Regions from separate parts of the Homo sapiens genome. Here region 2 is linked to region 1. Evidence: chromatin contacts called from ENCODE Hi-C or POLR2A ChIA-PET data. All regions are on one chromosome and are shown on one strand. The core of a region is the stretch at or near the end of the contact, and the rest is flanking DNA. Distances in the headings are between cores, read along the strand shown.

The links. Hi-C counts contacts between places; a loop is a spot of excess contacts on that map. ChIA-PET counts read pairs that join two places held with the same protein, here RNA polymerase II (POLR2A).
Region 2: a map of lower leg skin shows a loop between it and region 1 (23-fold over the local background). The contact joins the promoter of C2orf92 here to the enhancer-like site in region 1. A Hi-C loop is called at or near these places in 1 of 168 maps with a recorded cell type or tissue (lower leg skin). POLR2A ChIA-PET finds 5 or more read pairs at or near these places in 1 of 52 experiments (CD8-positive, alpha-beta T cell).

The regions. Positions count from the first base shown.
Region 1 is chr2:96,240,369-96,247,983 of GRCh38, reverse strand. STARD7-AS1 (STARD7 antisense RNA 1) reads right to left here. Exons shown (of 4, transcript NR_046322.1): 3 at 7,296-7,615; 4 at 5,361-6,107. Among named protein-coding and RNA genes, the nearest start is that of TMEM127, 22 kb to the left of the region's middle. RefSeq lists enhancers at 5,821-5,870, 5,891-6,150. Within about 2 kb of position 5,948, at least 19 of the 41 ENCODE cell types and tissues checked have a DNase peak (open chromatin) inside an H3K27ac peak, as active enhancers do; they include CD8-positive, alpha-beta T cell, where a contact is called at or near this core.
Region 2 is chr2:97,667,718-97,674,255 of GRCh38, reverse strand. C2orf92 (chromosome 2 open reading frame 92) reads right to left here and starts at 4,543. Exons shown (of 8, transcript NM_001351368.2): 1 at 4,422-4,543. The coding sequence starts at 4,467.

The DNA.
Region 1 (7,615 bases), core at 4,699-7,198:
GCTCACTGCAGCCTCAACCTCCCAGGCTCAAGTGATCCTCCCACCTTAGCCACCTGAGTGGCTGGGACTGCAGGTGTGAGCCACTACCTCTGGCTAATTTATTTTTTGCAGAGACAGAGCCTTGCCATGTTGCCCAGGCTGGTACACACCCAATTTCTATTATGTGTACAGGCCTGTGTCTTTCTTCTTGTTTACCTTATCAGTCCATTAGGCCAGGAGTCGTGTTGTTGTTTTTATTTTTTTTTAAGGTGGAGTCTCACTCTGTTGCGAGTGGACAAGAGTGCGCTCTGGAGTGCTGGAGTGCAGTGGTGCGATCTTGGCTCACTGCAATCTCCACCTCTGGGTTCAAGCAATTCCCCTGCCTCAGCCTCCTGAGTAGCTGGAATTACAGGCGCACACCACCATGCCTGGCTAATTTTTGTATTTTTTAGTAGAGAATGGGGTTTCACCATGTTTGCCAAGCTGGTCTTGAACTCCTGACCTCAGGTGATCCGCCTGCCTTGGCCTCCCAAAAAGCTGGGATTACAGGCATGAGCCACCACACCCGGCTGGGTCACGCTTTTTAATGTGACATTCATTCAGCAAATACACTGAACACAAGTGCCTTGTGGAGGATGCAGAAATTCTAACACATATGATCCTTGCCCTCTAAGGCCTTCCAATCCAGCCACCAGGAAAGAGGAAACCTGATGACACCGAAACGTGATAGCCAAGGAACACTTCCTAAAGAAGAGACTTGATCTGGGCCTTGGAGAAGGGGCAGGCCTTCATGAGAGCATGGTGTAGGCAGTGGTGTGAAAGCAGGAAAGGAAGGGCGTGGCTTTGGGGAACACTGAGTTGATGTGAGCAGCTCCTTCCCACTGGAGGTGCAGGGCAAGCAATTAGCTCATGGACCTAGCCCAGGAGGGCCTGGAACATCAAGGTTGTCAGAATGCTCACAGCTGCAAGACCCAGAACTGAAAATTTCTTAACTAAATGGAATTTATTGTTTTCCACAATTGAAAAGTTCAGCGTAGTCGGGGGGACTGGGCTGGGTCCAGGGACTCAAACAATGACACAAAGACACAGTTTCTCTCCACCTCTTTGCTTTGTGTGTCTGCTCAGGCCATCTCTCCCCAAAGGTGGTGAAGATGGCCACCAGCAGACTGGGGCTCACCCTAGACTCCTTTTTAAGGTAACAGGATGACTCTCTTTTGCCCAACTTAGATCATGCCCCTTACCCTGAACCCTGGCAAAGAACGTGGAGCTTCCTCCTGTGGTCCAGGTAGAGGATGGTTACATGTGGGGTCTGGGATTCAGAGGTGGCACCGCTGGCAGTGGTTGGGACATGTGAGCACAAGGGTGAGGCCTACACCACTCTGAGGCCTTGGCTGCCCCTTCTCTCTCCCCCAGCCCTCGCCTTTCCATGATGGTAAGACATGAGGCCACTCACCAGCTCTGCCTTCTTGAAGAAAATCAGTGTCCTATCTTTGAACAGAGCTGGGCCTTGAAGTCAGGCTCACCCACTCTCAAACCGTGGGGGAAACAGAGCCTTGGTTACACCAGCTCTGTCTCAGGGATTGTTTTTTCTGCTTCTCTCCTACCCTTGCCCGTTTCTTCCTGCTCCTTTCCAGCACCCTCCCAGCTCCTCACTTTCCTGACTTTTGTTTTCTTTTCCAAGCAGCTTGAGCAGTGCTTGATGCTCCTGGGTCACAGCGTGCACACATCCTGGCTGTTCTGGGTAACCGCACACCCAACCCCAGTCCCATCCCCATATCTCTATCCTGAAATCAACCCAAAGGGTGGGGAGGGAGCAGGCAACAGCAGACAACAGAAGGCGGGGGTACTGAGAGCATGTGCTGCTATTCAGGTACCCTTTGCAGTAATTCCCCAGAAGCACTAACATTTCTGCTGATCTTGGAATGATGCTGTATTACTCAGGGTTCTCCAGAGAAGCAGAACAATAAGATGTGGAGATATATGTATATATACAGAAAGACATTATAAGGAATTGGCTCATACAAATGTAGAGGCTGACAAGTCCCAAGTTCTGCAGGGTGAGTCAGCAAGCCGAGACCCAGGAGAGCCGAGGTTGTAGTTCTAGTCTGAAGGCCAGCAGGCTGAAGATCCAGGAAGAGCTGATGTTTCAGTTCAAGTCCAAAAACAGGAAGAAAGCTGATGTCACCACTTGAAAGTTGGTCATGCAGGAGGGGCGCCCTCCAACTCAGCCTTTTGTTCTATTTGGGCCCTCAGCTGATGGATGAGGATCCCCTGCGTTAGGGAGGCAGCCTGCTTTACTTGCTCCACCAACATAAATGCCAGTCCTACCCCACGCCCTCACAGATGGACCCAGAGTAATGTTCAAGCTGATATCTGGGCACCCCATGGTCCAGTCCAACTGACACATAAAATTAATCATCACAGATGCCTTCTTCAGCACATGCTCGATATCTAACAAATATCTCTACGGTGAGATTTTCCCCCCAACCTTGGGCCCACTTAAGAAAGATGTTGAACTGGGCGCGAGGGCTCACGCCTGTAATTCCAGCACTTTGGGAAGCTGAGGTGGGTGGATCACTTGAGGTCAGGAGTTTGAGACCAGCCTGGCCAACAAGGTGAAACCCCGTCTCCATTAAAAATACAAAAATTAGCCGGGCGTGGTGGTGGGCGCCTGTAATCCCAGCTACTTGAGAGGCTGAGGCAGGAGAATTACTTGAACCTGGGAGGCAGAGGTTGCAGTGAGCCAAGATCATGCCACTGCACTCCAGTCTAGGTGACGGAGCAAGCCTCCGTCTCCAAAAAAAAAAAAAAAAAAAAAAAAAAAAGAAAGATATTGAGAAATTGGAGAGGGTCCAGGCAAGCATTCTGAGTGGATGAAAGGTTAAAAGTTCTAGAGAAAAGGATGTAATAGCAATCTTAAATGTGTGAGGAGATAATTATTTATTTGCTCAAATGTGTGACTTAAAAAGGCACGCCTTCTCTATAGGACTGTTTCCTTATATGTAAATGAGGGGCTGAACTGGGTGACTTTACAGTCCTGCCAGCCATAAAGATCCATGACTTCCTGAGAGGGGGCTGCCACGCTCTGTATCCACTGTGGGAGATGAAGAAGGACTGAGGAACTGAGCAGTTTAGCTGTAGCCTGTAGTACCAGCTACACAGGAGGCTGAGGCAGGAGGACCACTGGAACCCAAGAGTCTTGAGGCTGCAGTGCACTATGATCATACCTATGAATAGCCACTGCACTCCAGCCTGGGCAGCACCACCAGACCGCATCTTTCTTTCCTTTCTTTTTTTTCTTCTTTTGATGGAGTTTCGCTCGTCACCCAGGCTGGAGTGCAATGGGGTGATCTTTGCTCACTGCAACCTCCATCTCCCAGGTTCAAGTGATTCTCCTGCCTCAGCCTCCCAAGTAGCTGGGATTACAGGCATGTGCCACCATGCCCACCTAATTTTTGTATTATTAGTAGAGACAGGATTTCTCCATGTTGGCCAGGCTGGTCTCAAACTCCCAACCTCAGGTGATCTGCCCACTTCGGCCTCCCAAAGTGCTGGGATTACAGGTGTGAGCCACTGCTCCTGGCCTCTATTTATTTACTTACGTGAGTTTTTTTTTTTCCAATAGGTTTTTGGGGAACAGGTGGTGTTTGGTTATAGGAATAGGTCGTTTAGTGGTGATTTCTGAGATTTTGGTGCACCTACCACCTATGCAGTGCACACTGTACCCAATGTGTAGTCTTTTATCCTTCACCCCCTTCCCACCCTTTACCCTGAGTCCCTAAAGTCCATTGTACTCATCTCTATTAAAAAAAAAAGAAAAAAAGGCCAGGTGCAGTGGGCAGATCACTTGAGGTCAGGAGTTCACGATCAGCCTGGCCAAAATGCTGAAACCCCATCTCTACTTAAAAAAAAAAAATTAGCCAGGCATGGTGGTGTCTCGGCTGTAGTCTCAGCTACTCAGCAGGCTGAGGCAGGAGGATCACTGGAACCCAGGAGGCAGAAGTGGCAGTGAGCCAAAATTGAGCCACTGCCCTCCAGGCTGGGTGACAGAGCGAGACTCCATCTCAAAACAAAAACAAAAACAAAACAAAACGAACAACAACAGCAGCAAAAAAAGGCCAGGTTCAGTGGCTCACACCTGTAATCCCAGCACTTTCGGAGGCCGAGGTGGGCAGATCACTTGAGGTCAGGAGTTCGAGACCAGCCTAGCCGACATGGTGAAACTCCGGCTCTACTAAAAATACAAAAATTAGCTGGGTGTGGTGGCTTGCTCCTGTAGTACCAGCTACTCGGGAAGTTGAGGCAGGAGAATCACTTGAACCTGGGAGGCAGAGGTTGCAGTGAGCCAAGATTGCACCACTGCACTCCAGCCTGGGGGACCAGCCAGACCTTGTCTAAAAAAAAAAAAAAGGAAAGAAATAAATTCTTTTCCCATCTTTCTTTCTTTATTCTTATTTTTTGAGACAGCGTCTTCATCTGTTGCCCAAGGTAGAGTGCAGTGGCACAATCGCAGCTCATTGCAGCCTCTATCTCCTTAGGTTTAAGCAATCCTCACACTTCAGCCTCCAGGTTGCTGGGACTACAGGTGTGCAACACCACACCTGACTGATTTTTTTTTTTTCTTTTCTGTATTTTGTAGAGATGTGGTTTTGCCATGTTGCCCAGGCTGCTCTCAAACTCCTGGGCTCAAGCAATCTACACACCTCAACTTCCCAAAGTGCTGGGATTACCACCACACTTGGCCCTTTTCTCATTTCTAAAGTGGGTTGTCTTTTATTGTTGAGTTTTAAGAGCTTTTGTTTGTTTTTGCCATCCTGTGCCACTCTGTTGCACAGGATGGAGTGCCGTGGAGCCATCTGGGCTCACTGAAACCTCCAACTCCTGGGTTCAAGTGGTTCTTCTGCCTCAGTCTTGAGTGAGCCACTACGCCCGCCTAATTTTTGTATTTTTAGAGAGATAGAGTTTCACCGTGTTGGCCAGGCTGGTCTCAAACTCCTGACCTCAGGTGATCCGCCTGCCTCGGCCTCCCAAAGAGCTGGGATTATAGGCATGAGCCACCATGCCCGGCTGAGTTTTAAGAGTTTTTATATATTCTAGATACCAGCCCCTTATCAAGTGGCACAGAGCAACTATGGCAGAGGGCCTACAGAGATTAAGTTTGTGCCCCATAGATATACACTAAAACATTTTGGAGAAATGGAAAAATATGGATTGATACTTTCCATTGCAACAGAATTCTTTTAAAAGACAAAAGAACCTTAGATATCCTCACCAAATTTCAGGATGAAGAACACAGATATTGGAAATTCTTGCTCTAATCTTACCTAAGGGTGTATTAGTCAGTGCTGTTTTAGTTGCAAAAACTAAAAACTCAACTCAAATTAGTCATGGAAGAAAGGAATTTATTGGCTGAGCAGCGGAGAAGTTAAATCCTGAGGTGAATTTGGGGCTCCCAAGATGTCTGGGCCTCCTCACTCCCCCTCTTCCAGCTCCACCCCTGATCACTGGCATCATTTCCTGGCCAGGCCCTTCTCTAGCCTTCAGTGTGGCAAGAGAGCAGTTTCATTTCCGGCTATCTCAGAGCACTGCATTCAACAGAAAACAAAGCAAGCCCTTTCCTTGGAGTTTACAAATGACTCAGGATTCACTCTGATTTGACCAAGAGTCAGAACCCTAATTGGCCAAGCCTGAAGTCACTTGTCTACCCCTGATACTGGGAATAGAATGCATGGATGAGAGGGAGGTGGGTGGTTCCATGAAAAGGAAATTCAAGCACTTTTCCTAAAAGAAGGGGGAATGGATGCTGAAACAACACGTCTCCCACAAAGGGAGCAGACACTGGGCTTGTGAAGCTGCCCCATACCTTCCCCACAGAACTGGGTTTCCCTCCTTGGTGCCCCTGACGGAGCCTTGTCTTCACCCTCCATTATGTATTCATCATGTGGCATCGTCACTGTTTCCTCCTCTGTCTCCAGAGTGTCTTCTCTTAGTTCTCAGCTAGTAAGAGAAGGAGGCTGGGCATGGTGGCTCATGCCTGTAATCCCAGCACTTTGGAAGGCCAAAGTGGAAGGATTGCTTGAAGCCAGGAGTTTGAGACCAGCCTGGGCAACAAAGTAAGACTCCCGTCTCTACAAAAAAGAAAAAAAAAGTTAGCTGGGCATGGTCATGTGCACCTGTGGTCCCAGCTACTTGGGAGGCAGAGGCAGGAAGACTGCTTGAGCCCAGGAGTTTAAGGCTGCAGCGAGCTATGATTGCACCACTGCACTCCAGCCTGGGTGACAGAGTGAGACCTCATCTATAAAATTTTTTTTTAAATGCAGGGGTGAAGGAAATAAGGAGGTAATTACTGAAAGAATGAAAGGTCATGCTAGAAATATACCATAAAATGCAATGGGGACTCAAAGAAGGGCAAGATTAAAGGGGACAGGAAATCTATTCTGGGGTGTCTTTGAGGGCCCTGAGAAATAAAACAAAGGAGTGGCAACAGGAACCAAAATATCCTCTTAATTACTGCTAGAGGGCTGGGCTGGAGGACACAGCTTTAGACCTGTGAACTAAGTGAGCTGCTAATGCAAATCCCACTAGGAGGCAGGCTCACCCGCCCAGCCATGGTAGCCCTCAACCAGAGAAAGCCTCCTTTAGTCCTGCAGGAGTGCAGCCCCCTCAGCGAGAGCAGTGGGATTTTATACCCTGCATGCAGCTCACCCCCAAGGTGATGGAGGGGCCCACTGGCCTACACAGGACCAGTTTCCCCTCCCCACCTACCTATCCAAGCAGTCATCTTTTATTTTCCCTGGGGCAAAGTAATAGAGGGGTGGAGAGAAGGCAGGAATGTTACCCTAGTGGAACTCCCTGAACAGGGGAGGAAACTGGTAAGGTTTCCAAAAGCTCATGGAGACAGTGGCATTTAAGATGGGCCTCTCTTAAGGTCCTGAGCAGGAGGAAATGCAGAGACTCTGGGCCAACACTCCTAGATGTGGCTTCTGGTCACCCCCACTGTCAAGGTGGCTCCACTCTTGCCCCATGGCTCTCTGTAATAACTGCCCTCTTGCCTTGCCTGCTGGCCTGGGTTGCTATGGTGCAGTAACTCTACAGCTTGGTACTTGGGTCTCGACTTGTTCATACATGTTGGTGCATCTCTGTGCCCTAAGATTCTCTTCCAGCTATAGCTGGCTCTGTTTCTCTGCACCTGCCACACTGCAATGAGCAGATCTATTTCCAGGTCTGGCAGCCCCTGCTGCTGGGCTCCTTCCCATAGTGGTAAACTGGGCCAGGCTGAAGAGATGATATTAACCTAAACTGAGCCAGATACTCACCAACTGCAGGGAAGGAAGGAAGCAGGAGTGTGTGCTTCACTTTGCTTCCTAGGCTCCAGACCCCCAACTGCCCGCTGGGAAAACAAGGGCAGCTCTTGCCCACATGAAGCAGGGAGCCTCGCTCCTGAGGCAGGGCGCTGGTGGAGGCTGCCTGAATGTGTGTTCTCACTGGCGACTTGGATCTGGTCCTGAGAAGAGTTGACCCGAGATGTCTTTGGCCTTGCAATTCCACATACAGCCCCCTCCTTGATGACAAAAACAGATGCTTCCATGAGGAGTTTTTGAATTCGGAAGAAATTACCTGCTACGAGGAACAGTCT
Region 2 (6,538 bases), core at 3,294-5,793, 1.4 Mb before region 1:
GCAAACACCGCCCACTAAAGATATATGACCCCAAATCTCATGATACTCAGTGCCATAATTCTCCTTCTTCTTCCTCTTGTCATTCTGCCACACAAGCACTGGGGAGGCCCCCAATGATATCAGAGAAGCGGGCCTTTCCCGACCTCCTGCGCCAAAGCCACAGTGGCCTCCCCCAGATTGCTATGACAGAAGGAAAATAAACCACTCTTTGTTTAAGCCACTATACGTCAGGTTTTCAGGAAATTGCAGCCAGGTGCATTCTTAACCGGTACAGCAACTATGGCAACACACGGACTGCCCTCACCGGGATGATCTTGACCACTCAGTTTTATGACCCATTATTGTACAGAGGAACCAAGCCCACCCTCCTAAAGATCATAATGCTCCTGGAGACTGGCCTAGAGTAGAAGACTTCAGATCATTCACACAAGCTTTCACCCAGCCTTATCTCTGCACAGAAACAGTATGAGGTGCTGGGGGTTCAGAGAGGAAGGTGACCTGGTGTGTGGTGTGCCTCCCCGAGCCATCTAGATAGCGGGAGAGGCAGAAGTATATACAGATACAACCAGACATGACACAGCCACACAGAGCTACAAAGCAAGGGCCAGGGAAGACAGGAGGGGAAGAGCTCGGCCTGCTGGGGAAGAAGTGGGCCCTGCTGGTAAGGGTGGGTTCTGGATTCAGTTGACCACAGTATTTATTGAGACCCAAGGTCACTCCTGTTCACCGACATTCGATGTCTCTGTCAACTTCCTTCACCAACAATCTGGCGCTCATGATCTCACTCCAGCCCTGGTAGGCCAGTGTGTGACATGCAAGACACCTGGAAACAGCATCTAGGAAACACTAGCTCATGAGCTACAAGCATCATGAAAAGCCCTTGAAGCAGTCATTGAAGGGGTGCTGCAGACCAGCCATAGCCCACACCAAGATCACACATGACTCACACACTCCACCCCACGCTTCGTGCCACTGAAGAAGGATGTGGAGCAAGGAGCCCAACCCCAGCACTTCCTGGGATGTGACTGCCTGGGACCCGACAGACACAAAGGGGAAAGCTGTCCTCAGAGAGTTTTGAAGCTTGTGTAAAAATGTTCTATATGAAAATTGTACCCACAAAAACAGGGGTAGGAGCCATGGGGGCAGAAACAAAGCAGAATAGATTCTATAAGCTCGGAAATCTCTTTGTTTATAAAGCTGTTGCTAATTCACAAGGGTTACATTTTTGAAATATATTAAGTTCTCCTTCCCTTTTAAGTTCTCAGGTTTCTGGCTTCCCTGGGAAGAAGCAGTTTTACTTTCCCTTCCAGGCTTTCCTTGCTAAGTCACAGAAAACAGTCCTCACAAAGCCCACTCATCCTGCATTCTCAGTGCATTTCCAGGGCTGTTGGTCCTCGGTGGTTTCCACTCGCTTGATGTAACAGGAGCTCACCACAGAGACACCAGAAAATGAACCATCGGGGTCACCAGGACAATGAGGAGCTGCTCTCACCACCTGTCCTTGATGACCATGCTGACCTACGAGTCCCTGGAAATGCTGCCCAGAGGGAACTGCAGAGTTGAGCCGTGGCCTCCAGTGCCAAGGCCCACCTGGTGTGAGCTGGGCTGGTCAGTGGACTCTTGAGGGGTGATGGGAGCTTCCCAAACCCCCAACCAGACTCCCATCTTCAGATGCAATCACTCCCCTCCTACACATATGGGGCCGAATTCAGAGACACTGGGGTCACCTGCAAGGCCGAGAACAAGGCTTCTGCCTCCTAGACAGCAGGTGCTGAGGGCACAGCTAGGGGGACTGCGAGTGCTACCTGCATCTGCTCATGCATCCCCTCCTGGTCACCTGCCAGGCAGTTGTCTATGCAGACTGCCCGAGGCCTCTGTGATGGCTCCCGTGGGGAGGAGCAAGCCCAGCGCTCCTGACACGGACAGCTGCCGGAACGGAATAGAGGCCCATCGGGTGTCGAGAGATCTGCTCCCTTGCAAGCAGGAATGAACAGGCATCGCTCTGTGATCCAAATGCCTCCTAACCCGGGGGGAAGCATCAGCGCCACTCTCCCAGTTGCTCCTTCTCACACCTAAGGTGACCCTCAACCTTCACTCCTGATGCACAGCCCAGGCACCCTCAGGAGAGACTTCACTGGCCTTTGGACAGCTTCCTTCAGCAGACAGCTGTGGTTCAGAACCCTTTTCTCCGTCTCAGCTCTCTGCTAAAGACTTCCCTGGGCCTTAGTTTTTCTCACATGTTCAGTGGAAGGTTCAGAGTGGAGACCAATGAGTCTCAGCCTAGTGTCCCCTGGAGGGTTAGAAAACTACAAATGTGAAGGTCTATCCCCACACCCCAAAATCTGATGTGGGGTGTGTGTGGAATGTCTCAATTGTTAAAAAGAGGATTGCCCCAGGGGTTTTCATGCTCAGTTAGGGCTGAGAACCCCTGGAGGAGGTTCAGCTCGGCTTTGGGGCCTCAGAGCAGAAACTGGCGAGGCAGGTGTGTCACAGCTAGTGTGAGGTGGCATCTGACGCCGCAGTCCCACATGGCCCTGCTCTGCTCCACTGATGCTCAGTAGGGTCCTTTTGAGGTGTTTATCATCTGTTTTGCTTAATTTCCTGAGACTGTGACACGTAGACAGATTCTAGCCTCAAGGAAGAGCACCTGCCTTCCCTTCACAGCAGCGGGAACAGGTTACCTGGGAGACAATGAGGACCATGCACGCAACTCTTCAAATCCAGCCTGAGGTTCCACAGGGAGTGGGGTAACTCACCAAAGATTTTAGCCAAACCTTCATCAGGATTTTTTGAATTTGAGGAAAATTCAGGCCAGGTGCCGTGGCTCACGTCTTTAATCCCAGCACTCGGGGAGGCTGAGGTGGGAGGATCACTTGAGGTCAGGAGTTCGAGGCCAGCCTGGGAAACATAGGGAGACCCCCGACTCTACAAAAAATAAAAATTAATTACCTGGGCGTGGTGGTGTGCACCTGTGGTCCCAGCTACTCAGGAAGCTGAGGCAGGAGGATCCATTGAGGTCAGGAGTTCATGACCAGCCTGGCCAACATGATGAAATCCCATCTCTACTAAAAATTATATTTTAGTAATTACTAATTTACTAGTAACTTACTAATTTAGTAATTTATTAGTTTAGTAAATTAGCCAGGCGTGGTGGCACACGCCTGTAATCCCAGCAACTTGGGAGGCTGAGGCAGGATAATCACTTGAACCTGGGAAGCAGATGTTGCAGTGAGCCAAGATAGCGCCACTGCACTCCAGCCTGGGTGAGAGAGCGACACTCCATCTCAAAAAATTAAAAAATTAAAAATTAAATAAAATTAGATAGTGATGCTTCACAACTCTATGAGTATACTAAAAACCACTGAATTATATACTTTGTAAAGGGTAAATTTGGCCAGACATAGTGGTTCATGCCTGTAATTCCAGCACTTTGGGAGGCCAAGGTAGGAGGATCACTTGAGCCCAGGAGTTTGAGACCAGCCTGGGCAACATAGTGAGATCCCTATTTCTACAGAAATTTAAAAAATTAGCTGGGTGTGGTGGTACATGCCTGTGGTCCCAGCTACCTGGAAGGCTGAAGGGAGGATCCTTGGGCCTGGAATGTTGAGGCTGCAATTAGCTGTGATTATGCCACCGCACTCCAGCTCTGGGTGACAGAGGGAGAACCTATCTCAAAAATAATAACAATAAATAGAAAAATAAAATAAAGGGTGAATTTTATTATATATTATATCCTATAAAGTTATTACTAATTTTTTTTTTTTGAGACAGGATCCCACTCTGTTGCCCAAGCTTGAGTGCAGTGGTGTGATCACGGCTTACTGCAGCCTCGACTTTTTGGGCTCAAGTGATCATCCCACCTCAGCCTCCCTAGTAGCTGGGACCACACGCACGCATCACCATGCATGGCTAATTTTAAAATTTTTTATACAGACAGGCTCTCATGATGTTGCCTAGGCCTGTCACAAACTCCTGAGCTCAAGGAATCCTCCTGCCTTGGCCTCCTAAAGTGCTGGAGTTACAAGAGTGAGCCACTGTACCCGGCCTAACCCTGTTATTTTTTAAATAGTGCATATATATAGATAAAATCAGGAGGGTTAGTTAGCATATGGTGGTTCTTTATACTAATCTTTCTACTTTTGCATATGTTTGGAAATGCTTACAGTGAAAAGTTAAAATACGCATGTATGCCACCCTCCTATAGAGCTCTGAATTTTGAGAAAGCTTCAAAGTTAGGAAAATGTTTTCAGTTACTCCCTTCCCCCAAGTAATAAACCCTGAATGGCAGATTTGGGGAGGTATAGAAGGTAGAGTAGGTAAAGCATCTGTGTTCCCCACACTGTGGGAGGGAACGCCCTCCTCTGCCCCACTTAGGCTTGAAGTGAGGCCCATGTTTCTCTCCAGCTGCCACAGCAATATACCTTGGATCCAGCAGAGAACAAAGAAGAGGGCCATGGCTCTGCTCATCTTTGCCTTAGTCCATAAACCATCATGGAGAAGCCAGTCTTCTGATGGCCCTTCAGATTCAGCAGCTGTGGACTCCAGGGTACCACGGAACCTAACGGTCTATGAAGTCATACACGGAAGTGAGGTGGAGCCTGCTCAACCATGAGAAGGGGAAGGGCCTGTGTCTGTGGACAGTGACGGGGGCTATGCTGGTGGCCCTGAAGTGACTGCCTCTCTGCTCACTTCCCTCGGCTCCCTGGTGCCTTCCTCCATCCTGCATGTCCTGAGGGCAACAGGATATTAACCAGGACTCTGAAGTCACAAGTGATAAAACTTCAACTAAATTGGCTGAAGCGAATTGGAAGTAGCTAGAATAGCCAGAAAAATCCTATGATCAATCAAGACATCACAGCCGGGCGCAGAGGCTCACACCTGTAATCCCAGCACTTTGGAAGGCTGAGGCAGGCGGATCACCTGAGGTCAGGAGTTCCAGACCAGCCTGGCCAACATGGTGAAAGCCCGTCTCACTAACAAAGTGTTGCTGCTTATTATATTAGGTAAAATTATAACACCAAAAATAGCATAGACCAATTGATACGCCCATTTTGTTACTCACGTGTCACTATTTCCCTCTATTACATTTTATAAGTATTAAACTGTTTTCAAAGGAAAAATCTATTATAGTACCTTGTACTACACTTTTTTCTAGTTTTTTCTCCATGTTCATTTTGTAATGGGTCCCACAAATTATGTAGCCAGCCCTGCCCTTGAGCCTTCATGTTCTTACAGTGTCTGTTCCATGGCTGAGATGGCAGATATCTTTTAGGGGTAAAAACTTGCACAAAGAGTTATATAGGGCCGGGCACGGTGGCTCACACCTGTAATCCCAGCAATCTGGGAGGCCAAGGCAGGCAGATCACTTGGGGTCAGGAGTTCAAGACCAGCCTGACCAACATGGTGAAACCCCATCTCTACTAAAAATACAAAAATTAGCCAGGTGTGGTGGCGAGTACCCATAGTCCCAGCTACTTGGGAAGCTGAGGCAGGAGAATCACTTGCACCTGGGAGGTGGAAGCTGCAGTAAGCCAAGATCACACCACTACACTTCAGCCTGAGCAACCGGGCGAGACTCTGTCTCAAAAAAGAAAAAAGAAAATAATCTGCATAGAAGTGGACCCGCACAGTTCAACCCTGTGTTGTGTAGATGCTGACTGAATCGTCTCCCAGTTCTGGAGGCTGGAGGTCTGAGATCAAGACGTCAGCAGGGCTGGTTCTTTCTGAGGCTGTGAGGGAAGTCTCTGTTCCAGGACGTGGGCTCAGATGGCCATCTTCTCCTTGGGCTTGCAAGACATCTTCCCTCCATACACACCTGAGTCCACATTTCCTCTTCTAAGAACACAGGATCATATCGGATTAGGGCCTGCCCTAATGACTTCATTTTAACTTGATTTCCTCTGTAAAGACCCTATCTCCAAATACAGTCACATTCTGAGGTTCGGCGGGGTGGCTAGGACTTCAACATATGAAGAGAGGGTACCATGTAATCTGTAACAGCAGGTCATGGTAACCACAGAAATCTTATTTCTCTAAAATACCTTCCAAAACAAAAACAAAAACTAGAATAAAAAATAACAAAGAATATATAAAACAACACAAAACCCACACCCTCACCACAACCACAGGACAGAAAATGTCCAAATTCCAAATGACTGGTAAATAGAAAAATAAATGCTAACCCGGGCTCCATCTCTTTTGCTTCTGCTGCTGGCCTTTGCAAAGAGGAAACCTGGAGGTTGAAGAGGGTCTAAAATCTCCATCCTGAGTTTGCAAATGCTGAAAGCGTAACCTGGTTGATCAGTACAAATACCCAGGGGTGGAAGTGCCCTGGGGACAGGAGATTGGTGAGACTCTCTCACCAATGGACTCTCTCTCCCTCTCTAAAAAAACAATGATGTTTATTCAGGAACGGGCATTACAATGGGAATAAGTATGGATGTGTTCCAGGAGGTAAAGGAAGACATTTTTTAAAGAAAAAATGAAAAGGGTTACATAGGCTTTTATAAGACAATCATCTTTGGGGCCAGGCACGGTG